2 separate regions of the Mus musculus genome follow, and region 2 is linked to region 1. A link is a loop called in an ENCODE intact Hi-C map of the cell type or tissue named here. Cell type or tissue: left cerebral cortex. All regions are shown on one strand.

Region 1 (5,000 bases):
GACAAAAACAGTGGCAACTATTGAAACGGTGGCCATTCAAGTCTTGGCCCAAAGCATCAATGTTCAAATACAGCTCTATGACAATGAACACCAAAGGGCTAATAAAATGTGGTCACCATCGGTAAGCCCACGCTTTTGTTCTTGCAGGTGCTGTGACTGTCACCTGTAGTCCAGGCTTTGGGAGTTACTAAGTGTTCAGGTTCTGCAATGCTTCATGAGCAATAGAATGAAAATGGGCCGCGCAGTAGGCCAGAGAGGCACGTTTTTCAGCTCCTTCCTCATTTCTGCTGGAATAAAGACCTCAGAGAGTGTTGCCTTAGCATGCCTGATAGCTCTATCATTCAACACATTTACAGAGGCCAGGCAGACCAAGAAACTGAAAATATCTGAAAGGAAAAATCTAAAACAGAAACATATCCAAAGATGTTGTTAACATTCTGAAAGTCACAGGTAAATTCGGTCAAAATGTATAAAACCATTCACGCCATTTTAATTTTCTAGCTTTGCTTTTCATGTTTGATATTTAGAGGGTTTTTTTGTTTGTTTGTTTTTTGTTTGTTTGTTTGTTTGTTTTGTCCAGGAAACAAAATCACTGTAATAAATATTTTACTCCAAAGAGAACCCTGTGTGATTGGACTTAATAGTCCTTCTCATAGCCAAATGAATGAAGAGGAAGAAGAAAAAAAAATACCAGGACCACAGCAGTTGGAGATAAAAATAAGAGAAAAGTTCCTCTCTTTAAAGGAAACTATCTCAATTCCCTTCATCCCTTACAAAAAGGCCAATAAAATTTTGTGGAAGTACATCTGAGTTTTATGAGTCTACCCGCACTGGTGAATGAAGGTAGCATTTAAAACCACAGAACAAGTTTCCTTTTGGATTAAAGAATGCAAATGTAAACTACTCAGACTGTGTATGTGGAGTGGTAGAGACTGTAAATTAACGTAATGCTGCTGTAGTCTAGCAAACCTGTGGATCTCACCATTTTTGTGGCAAAATTTAAACTCATATTTAAAGTATAGATTTAATGTCTCCAAGCACTGAGAAATTTGGCATTGAGTAGGATTGTTTTTGTAAAAAATTTATGTTTTTAAGTATTTAAGGACACTTTTAATTTTTGTTTTATCTTGCACTAGGACAGTGACACTTCCGAATTTAGCGCCCAGAGTAATGTGGAAACCTCTTCCAGGATGGGCATTTGAGCTGTGACAGGTGAAAGTCATGCAAAAGCTTGGGGTCACAGTGAGTCATTGCATGTTCAAGTGTGAGCTAAGCCTTGAGACCTGCAGACCCTCCCTGGACACACACAATCCCTTGGTCTGTAAATCTCACAGACCAGGATTCTCTTTGAAATTTCACTGTAAAATATTATACCACAACCCTGGCATTCAAAGACCACAGAATGTGACATATTTATTTTAAAATCCTGTGTAGCATCCTAGCAGAAATAAGATAGATATAAAGAAGGAAACATAAAAAGTCAAGGGGAACCTCACTGAACCATGGTCTGGGATGTGAGGTGACTCCTGTTGACGCCTCCCTTATTACCTCATGTGATATTATGATCAAGTGCACTTATAAACACAGGCCAAAAAAAAAAAAATCAAACAAACAGAACACAAAACCTGAATCTAATGGGGGCAACTGCAGACACATGGGACCAACCTTCATGCTGTTCCTGCTACCTCACCTTAAAATAACCTACACAGATGCCAGGACAGTTACAATTTTTTATCTGTTTATAATATTATAAAAAAGCTGTTAAAAATCTACAAAGAACGTGTGTAGGTTCACAAAACATATAAACAATTATAAGGCCAATTGGAAGGGAAAGAAGAGAAGTGGATAGGGTAGGAAATGTAAAACAAAAATCTTCCACATAGATGTTAATATAGGATCTCTCTAGAGTGTGTTGCAAATAGTTTGTTACCTAACAAGTGATGCCGATTCTGCCCGCACCCGACCCTACTGTTCATCGTCATCTGGTTTGTAGCTCATCAACCATTTACATCTCTTCTCCCAGAAACTCTATCAGTGATGCCAAGAAGTTCTATATGCCTTTTCTCTTTCTTCTTCACAAGGATGAATAAATAACTTGAGTCTAAGGGAAAATGGTGTTCTCCTGATCCAGATATGGCATTCTGACTAAGTCTGTCAGTTCGAAGATGATTCATTTGTTCAATAGAGTAAGCCTTTCATTCCTGAGCAAAGCAACCCGGGTTCTTTTGATTTGCACACGGCAAAGCCTTTTATGTGATATGGAGGACCTGATATATCACATGCTCGTTAGATAAAAATAGCTAACACATTCAAGAATTCTTCAATGTCTGTTCCAAGGGGTTATAACGTCAACCTGAATTTAGGTATTTCCACTTGGGAAGAGGTTGCGAGCATTTGTTTTCACACAAAGGACCTATAAAAACAATAGCATGTCATGTCCTCATTCCCAAGGATTCTTTTTTGTCCTATTTCTGATCATGCTTTTTCAAACGTAATCATCCTCAAAAAAAAAAAAAGCTAAGTAGCTGCCTGGAAGTTAATGTAGGTGGTTGGCTTGGGTTGTCCTCCTTGTGGGCAGTTACTGAAAACTTCCTCCAGAAGAAGAGTATATCTGTTCATCTTCAGTCTCTCAGAATATTGGTCAAAATGATGTATTCAAATATAAAAGTGTCGTAAAATATAAGATGAAGCTTGTGAATAATCTACAGATTTCAATTCTCTAAAATACTATTGGTGTGTGTGTGTGTGTGTGTGTGTGTGTGTGTGTGTGTGTGTATGTAACTTAAAATGAAAGCTATGAGTTAATACTGTTAAGGAGAAAGTACACATGGTGTGGCTAGGCAGTCAGAGCACAGAAGTCTCTCTGAATGATGCGTATGGTTCCTAGGAAAGTGTGGTAGGGTTCTCTTCCTTGGAGACATTTATTCACTCACTCACTCACTCACTCACTCACTCACTCACTCACTCACTCAGGTGTTACTCAGAAAGGCTATCAGGTAAGTTTCCGAGAGACGATGGCAGGAGGTCCTAAAGCCCTATTGAAACATACTATGACAGCATAGTACAAAAGTTTAGAAGATTTCCAGAATCTGGATCAAAAAACACAGCAAAACACATTTCTTATGTGAAAAATGTTGGAGAACTTGGGTTAATTACCCATCTCCTAAAATCAGCGCTTACTCAAAGCCTGGGACATCTGTAGTCTATATATTTTCCTGGACCTTGTATAGCCTCTCTTATCAACACTCCATAGAATAAGTCATATTATAACAGCACTCTGACATTAGAGTGGCTTGGCTGGGAACAGAGATTGTTTGTCCTGCTCTGTTGAGTTAAAGGAAGTATGTTTCCATATTGAAATGAATAACTATGTTCTTTACTGTCTCCATACTGCAATCTTTTAGGATAGGAGAGAAATGAGTTTTGTCTCGGGAGTGGGTGGGTGGGGGATGAAGGTGAGGTACCAAGAACTAGTTTGAGGTCTATCTCCCTTCTTGATCTTGTCTCTGTTAAGTGACTCATATAATAAGTGCTGGTGTCATGTACTCAGATTCTAAATTCTAAATGCCCTCCCTGACATTGATGACATCTTACTAATAAGTTGGCAATCTGCTTTCACTTCTGAAAGCTAGTCTTATTATGATTTCCAACCTCTGGGATGCCAGTCGGTTGGAATCTGAAAATCTGGTCTCAGGATCATCTGGCCCGTGGGGCAAGTCATTAAAAACCTGTTTCCAAGCATGCACTTAAATCTCTGCCTTCCCGGCTTTATTGTTGTGTATCTGGTTTTCAAAACTACTTGTATCTACAGATACCTTCACTTTTTAATCCTCGGCAGTCTGAATTTGAGGAGCATATCCAATGTCTACCCATGTGTGGATTCAGAGGGTATAGCGGGGTTCTCTTTTTCCCCCACCGTTAACATGTTTTTACCTATATCAAACTCCTTTTCTTCATCCAGGGTTTCTCACTGACTCTCAATAAAGGCTGAGTTCCCCCCCAAATGCCCCGGGGCAGAAATCTGCCCTGTCTTCCCCACTTGAAGCCACTGCTCTGAAGCAGGCCATCACTAGTGCTGCCTCCGGAGAAGAAACAGACTAGAGTCCATTTTGCCTGCTGTAGTTGAAGTCAGCATCATCAATCTGTGGCTCTGTGATGTTGGATAGTTTCGTGTGTGTCCTCCCAATCTCCTCAAGGGCACAGGCGAGCGAGTCGAGGTCCCCATCCTGCTGATGACGAGCTTCCCAGAGGTTCAAAATGACAGCGGAAGGGCTGCTTTGGGTAGCGAAATATGATAAATTCCTAGAGGAAACAAAACAAAGGAGAAATAAATAGGCACGATAAGACAAATGATCTCTGTAAAGAAGTCAGAATTAAGTTTAACGGTTTATTTATTTATATGTATATGTTTGGGCTTGTTTACGTCAAGTTGACCACATGCATGCAGGTACCCTAATGAGACAAAGAGAGTGTTGGCTCTCCTGGAATTGTAGTTACAGGCAGCTAAAAGCTGCCATGTGGGTACTGGGAACCAAACCCAGGTCATCTGCGCAGCATTATGTGCCATTAACTGCTAAGCCATCTCACCAGCCCCTAAAATGACCTTTAAAGGGCAGCAATAAGATAGTGGTGGAAAGTTACACAGAGACAGGCCTGAAGCTGTCTGGTTTGTCTCCCAATGCTATATAATATAGCCATATGTGAGAACTATTCTAGTGCTTTCTTCTTTTGGATCTTCCCATGGTTTTTCCCTTTCTTAAGCTACACATGTGAACATATATGTATGTTTCCCTGTTCACTGGTCTCATGAAATATTCTTTTGCACTAGTTTATATGAAGTAAATTCATTCCTTGTTTTTTTCAAATATTTTCCTCCCCATGTCCTCGACAAATATAATAACTGCCAAGGTTCTGTCTTCAATTTCTGGCCACTCCTCCTTTGGTGCTAAATGTCTCCTTCCCATTTTCTTGGCTAATTAAACTGTTAATAGGGTTTACTA
Region 2 (5,000 bases), 150 kb before region 1:
TCTTACTGGTTGAAACATCTTCTGGATATAACCCCAGGAGAGGTGTTGGGGGATCCTCCGGTAGTACTATGTCCAATTTTCTGAGGAACCGCCAGACTGATTTCCAGAGTGGTTGTACAAGCTTGCAATCCCACCAACAATGGAGGAGTGTTCCTCTTTCTCCACATCCTTGCCAGCATCTGCTGTCACCTGAATTTTTGATCTTAGCCATTCTGACTGCTGTGAGATGGAATCTCAGGGTTGTTTTGATTTGCATTTCTCTGATGATTAAGGATACTGAACTTTTTTTCAGGTGCTTCTCAGTCATTCAGTATTCCTCAGGTGATAATTCTTTGTTTAGCTCTGAGCCCCCTTTTTTAACGGGGTCATTTGATTTTCTGGAGTCCACCTTCTTGAGTTCTTTATATATATTGGATATTAGTTCCCTATCTGATTTAGGATAGGTAAAGATCCTTTCCCAATCTGTTGGTGGCTTTTTTGTCTTATTGACGGTGTCTTTTGCCTTACAGAAATTTTGAAATTTTATAAAGTCCCATTTATTGAATCTCGATCTTACAGCACAAGCCATTGCTGTTCTATTCAGGAATTTTTCCCCTGTGCCCATATCTTCGAGGCTTTCCCCCACTTTCTCCTCTATAAGTTTTGCTGTCTCTGGTTTTATGTGGAGTTCTTTAAGCCACTTAGATTTGACCTAAGTACAAGGAGATAGGAATGGATCATTTCGCATTCTTCTACATGATAACTGCCAGTTAGAATATCTATCCTTGAAGAGACAGAATATTCTCAGGAAGTTGTTAAAGAGCATTTTTTAAAAAAAATTCATGAATTCAAGAAAAATACTAGAATCTAGAACCTGATTATGTTGTTACCTAAAGAATTCTTTAAGTGGACTTGGGTCTCCAACTAATCACAACATACTATTAACAGGGTCTGTCCTTTACAAAGATTCAGTCTCTACTCTGGAAAGGAAGCAGATTAATTACTTCACACTGCAAAATGATGGCAAGGCCTTACTTGCTGACTCCTGTACAGAAAAGAAGACTTCTAGTCTTTTCAATTAGCCCTTAAACAAAATCTGATATTCACTTGTGTCATGACATCCCGGAAAAGCAGGAATGAAAATGGAACTCATTATTATCACGGCTCAGGAAAAACCCTGCTCACACCTGCATAGCTTGGTGTCAACGCCACAATATTTTCTCTCCTTTTTTCATTACGTTGCCGAGACAAACACAATGACCAAAAGCAATTTTGAGGAAGGAACTGTTTGTGTTGGCTTACGAGTTGCAGTGTGTCATTGAGGGAAGTCAAGTCAGGAGCTCAAGGAAGAGTTTACAACAGGAAACTTCTCATGGAAAACTACTGCTTGAAGAAGACTGGAGCAAGCTCATGGTTAGCTAGTTTTCTTATATAGCGTTACCCACAGAGAGTTGGGTCCACTTATATCAATGAACAATCAAGATAACCCTTACAGATATAACCACAGGCCACTCTGTTATAGACAGTTCCTTAGTCAACTTCAGACTGTAACAATCTGACTGTCAAAACTAACTTGGTCCTATGCTTCTTGTTTACAATTATTATTTATGGCATAATTGATTCTTTCACGCATCATTATATGATTATTCCAAAAACATTTATTCTCACATCTTGGCGTGATCATCTGCTGGGGTTTGGCTACTACTTTTTAGAAATTAGGATGCATTAATTATAAGTTCAGTGATGGTAATATGAAAGAGATTAATAAAGATACTTCTTATTTGATGGTTGTCAATGCTCAGTGCTTGGAGACTAGGAAGAAGGTGAGACAAAGAACTTGAAAAGTGAGTTGTACATGCTTCTGTGAAGTTTTTCTCCTTCAGCTCACTTCCTGGGAACATAACTTTCACTGGAGTCAACTCTCTACCTCCTTAACGGAGTCTGGCCCTACATGTCTAATGATTAATGACACATAAGCACAGTATAGTTTACAAAGCCTTTGAACACTTAACATCCATGTTGCAATAACCCTGGAAAGCACTACCTTGGAGCATATGTCACCTAAGCCCACACATATTATTTTTTCTTTGAATGGGGAACCAAAACTTGAAGGGTATCATCACACAATTCAATATATGGAAGATGTCTGTTCTGATGATATGTCTGACATGTAACCTCTCTTTCTTCTTAATATTGCTTGGCCCTTCCCAAACACCTATCCTTCTTAGAGAGCATTCTTCGGCAAGATGCAAGTCAGAAAGGAGGCAAGTCATCTGCCCAACATGAGAACAACTGACCTCATCAAGACATACAGCATACATGTATGAAATTGTAGAGGAACAAATAAAAGATAGTTTAGAGAAATCAAATAATAATCATATCTTTGGAGGTAAAAAATAATTACTTTGTGGACAAAAAGAGGTGCTCTGTACTTTGGAAATTTTGCACTCCTACCACCCCTGTGAAAGGTATAGAACGATGACTTCATATGTATTTGCTCTGGCCAAGTACAGGACTGCAAAATTGTGTGCTGTGGATCAGAGTTCGAAGGCACACCCTGGAGGAGTTGCTGATTCCAATCCTACAGCATGTCCATATTATTTGTTTAATTCCTTTGGTTTAAATTGCCAAAGTATCCTTGGCTCCATTCCCATTTTGCTGTTGTTGCTGTTGTTCTGTGTTTGTCCATCATGGTTGTCATCAAAAGCACAGAGCATTCAGAAACTAGCTTGGAAATACTTTCTACACTGAACAAAACAAATTGTTCAGCAGTGAGGAAACAGATGCTCATTTGCTTACTGAGAGCTCCTGAAAATAAGGTTCCTGTGCACTGTCATAGAGAGCGTGAACAGAGGGGGCAAGGAGTACCTGCTGACAGCCAATGAGGTCATTTCCATCCATCTGTGCAGGTGATGATGTGACGCCTGTGATGGTGGGAGACAGAAGTGTTGTCCATATGGCAGGCGGAGCACATGGGGACTAATCAGTACTGCAGAGAGGAGTAGAAACCAGACTCCCTCCATCACAGCTCTACACTGGTCACTCCGGAGCACATGCACATATACAGACACAGCCCCAAGACATACTGGTCTGTGTGCATGAACACACACACACACACACACACACACACACACACTACCAGTAACAACAACAATAGCCCCAAGGTATGCAGGTATGTATGCATAAACACATACACACACACACACACACACACCACGCAACAACACCAACAACTTGAAAGCACTATGCTAATTACAGCTAACAGACTTCAGATTCTTAGATAGCACATGAGAGAAGCATGTCTCCTGTCTGGAACCTGGCAACTCTCCTCTCAGCTTACTCAGTTTGAAAGGATGCATTTTAACAATTTTACAGCCCATACAGAGACATCTGTGTGGAACAGGTGGCTAGAAGCAGGTTGTGACCAATGCTGGCTGTCCACTAGGTAAAGGGTTATCAAGTCTCTAAGCATCTGGTAGGTGAGGGAAACTTAAAACACAGCAATGCCCAAGCTTCTCTAACTAAACCAGTGAATGAAACCGTAATCCTCCTGTGATCACTTACAGCACATTTGTACGTTAGACTTCCTTCGTGATGCTTACTGCCATTGCCTGAGAGGTATTCTACAATTTGCTTTAGCTATTTAATTCTGCCTCAGTATAAATTGAGCAGCGTTCCTGACGTTCATTAACACACACATATCCATTCATCTCTGTCCCCTTTTGGCTTCAGGAACCAACCTTGCATTGCGAAGATAAAAGAAGAAGAAGAAAAAAAGACGTACACAGAGCCCATAAAGACCCGCTGATAGAGTGATAGATCTTCTTTAAACACTGGGGCATTACAGGGTTTTATGAAGCAGTAAAACTTTCTCCAGGCCTGAGAAGTGCAGGCTGACAGAAACCATTTTATCTATAAGGCATTAAAGTGCCACATCAGACAAGCATAATAGAAGGGAAAAATAATAATTTCAGGAACAGCAGCCAACTCCTCAAGCAGAAAGGAGCAGACCAGGAGATACCTAATGATCTTCAAAGATGCTGGGAAGAGGCTGGCCTGCAAGCTCCAGGGCTTTTCATCAGGGCATCTTGTTCCCGCTCCCTCACCTTCCACGTCATTGCAAAGCACTGTATAAAAAAACAGCAATTTCATACAGACTTTTCTGAAGTAAAAGTTCAGATACTACAAGAAAAAAGAGATCTTTCTCACCCATCCTACCTCGTTGCCATCAACTGTAGCACCAACAAGGGTTCCCATGTACACTTCCTGAGTGTCTGTGTGTTCAAAGCAAGGCCCTGTGCTAGGAGGTCTGTGCCCTCAGTATTGTGTTCTTAATGGGAAAGAGATTAGTTCGTTACAGAATTATCATGTTCCTGTGAAAGAAATAAAAGAAGGTGCTATAATACTTGGGTAGGAGGGAGGGATTAGGAGAAAGGAAACCCTAGATTGGGTGATCTGGGCACAGTGTTTTGAGACGTAACAGGACACAGTGTACACAAAAGCTCATGTCCCTAGTCCTCCAGTCCTCACATCCCCACCCTCTGATTCATTTTGCTTCTGCATTTAGGTAATATGGCTTACTAACTGTTCCAGTTACCATAATGTTTGTCCTACTTTAACAGACATGCATTCTGAATACTTTTAGTACATTGCAGGGTTCCGGGCATAATAGGTACCATTTCTGCTTCCATCCACTTTCCTGCATTGCTTAATTTAAACATCCATCCTCTTTCCAGCTTTAGTAAAAGATCTGAAAAAAAAACAAAAAACAAAAAACGATTCTTGATTCTTACCCCATCAGCATGCCTTCTGTTCCTCAGATCAGTTTATCGTCTTCATACCATCTTTGAGCCCTGAATATGTTTTTCCTTGTTTTGGATGTTCTCAAGTAATCCCATCAGAGAGTGGCATCTCTAGTCTTCTCTCTGGCTATGTAAAGCTGCTCTATTTGGACAAAGTAAGAGCATTCAACCCTTGCCACAGACTCAGCAACCCAGAGGGGCACCAATCATGCCTCCATG

What was found. Hi-C counts contacts between places; a loop is a spot of excess contacts. Peaks named below come from ENCODE experiments on the same cell type or tissue, not always from the same donor. Only the 100,000 strongest peaks of a DNase experiment are listed, where the experiment ranks them.
Region 2: a loop joins it to region 1, with 2.2 times the contacts of the local background. A loop is called at or near these places in 1 of 42 quality-filtered maps.

Annotation. Positions count from the first base shown.
Region 1 is chr8:28,648,671-28,653,670 of GRCm38, forward strand. Unc5d (unc-5 netrin receptor D) reads right to left here. Exons shown (of 18, transcript NM_153135.3): 18 at 1-4,302. The coding sequence ends at 4,098. Among named protein-coding and RNA genes, the nearest start is that of Gm32505, 47 kb to the right of the region's middle. In left cerebral cortex, a CTCF peak has its summit at 2,559; DNase peaks (open chromatin) are centred at 2,168 and 2,508; H3K27ac peaks cover 807 bases.
Region 2 is chr8:28,500,828-28,505,827 of GRCm38, forward strand. No RefSeq gene overlaps it. Among named protein-coding and RNA genes, the nearest start is that of Gm26795, 90 kb to the right of the region's middle. In left cerebral cortex, no CTCF peak of the experiment used is centred here; DNase peaks (open chromatin) are centred at 2,839 and 4,561.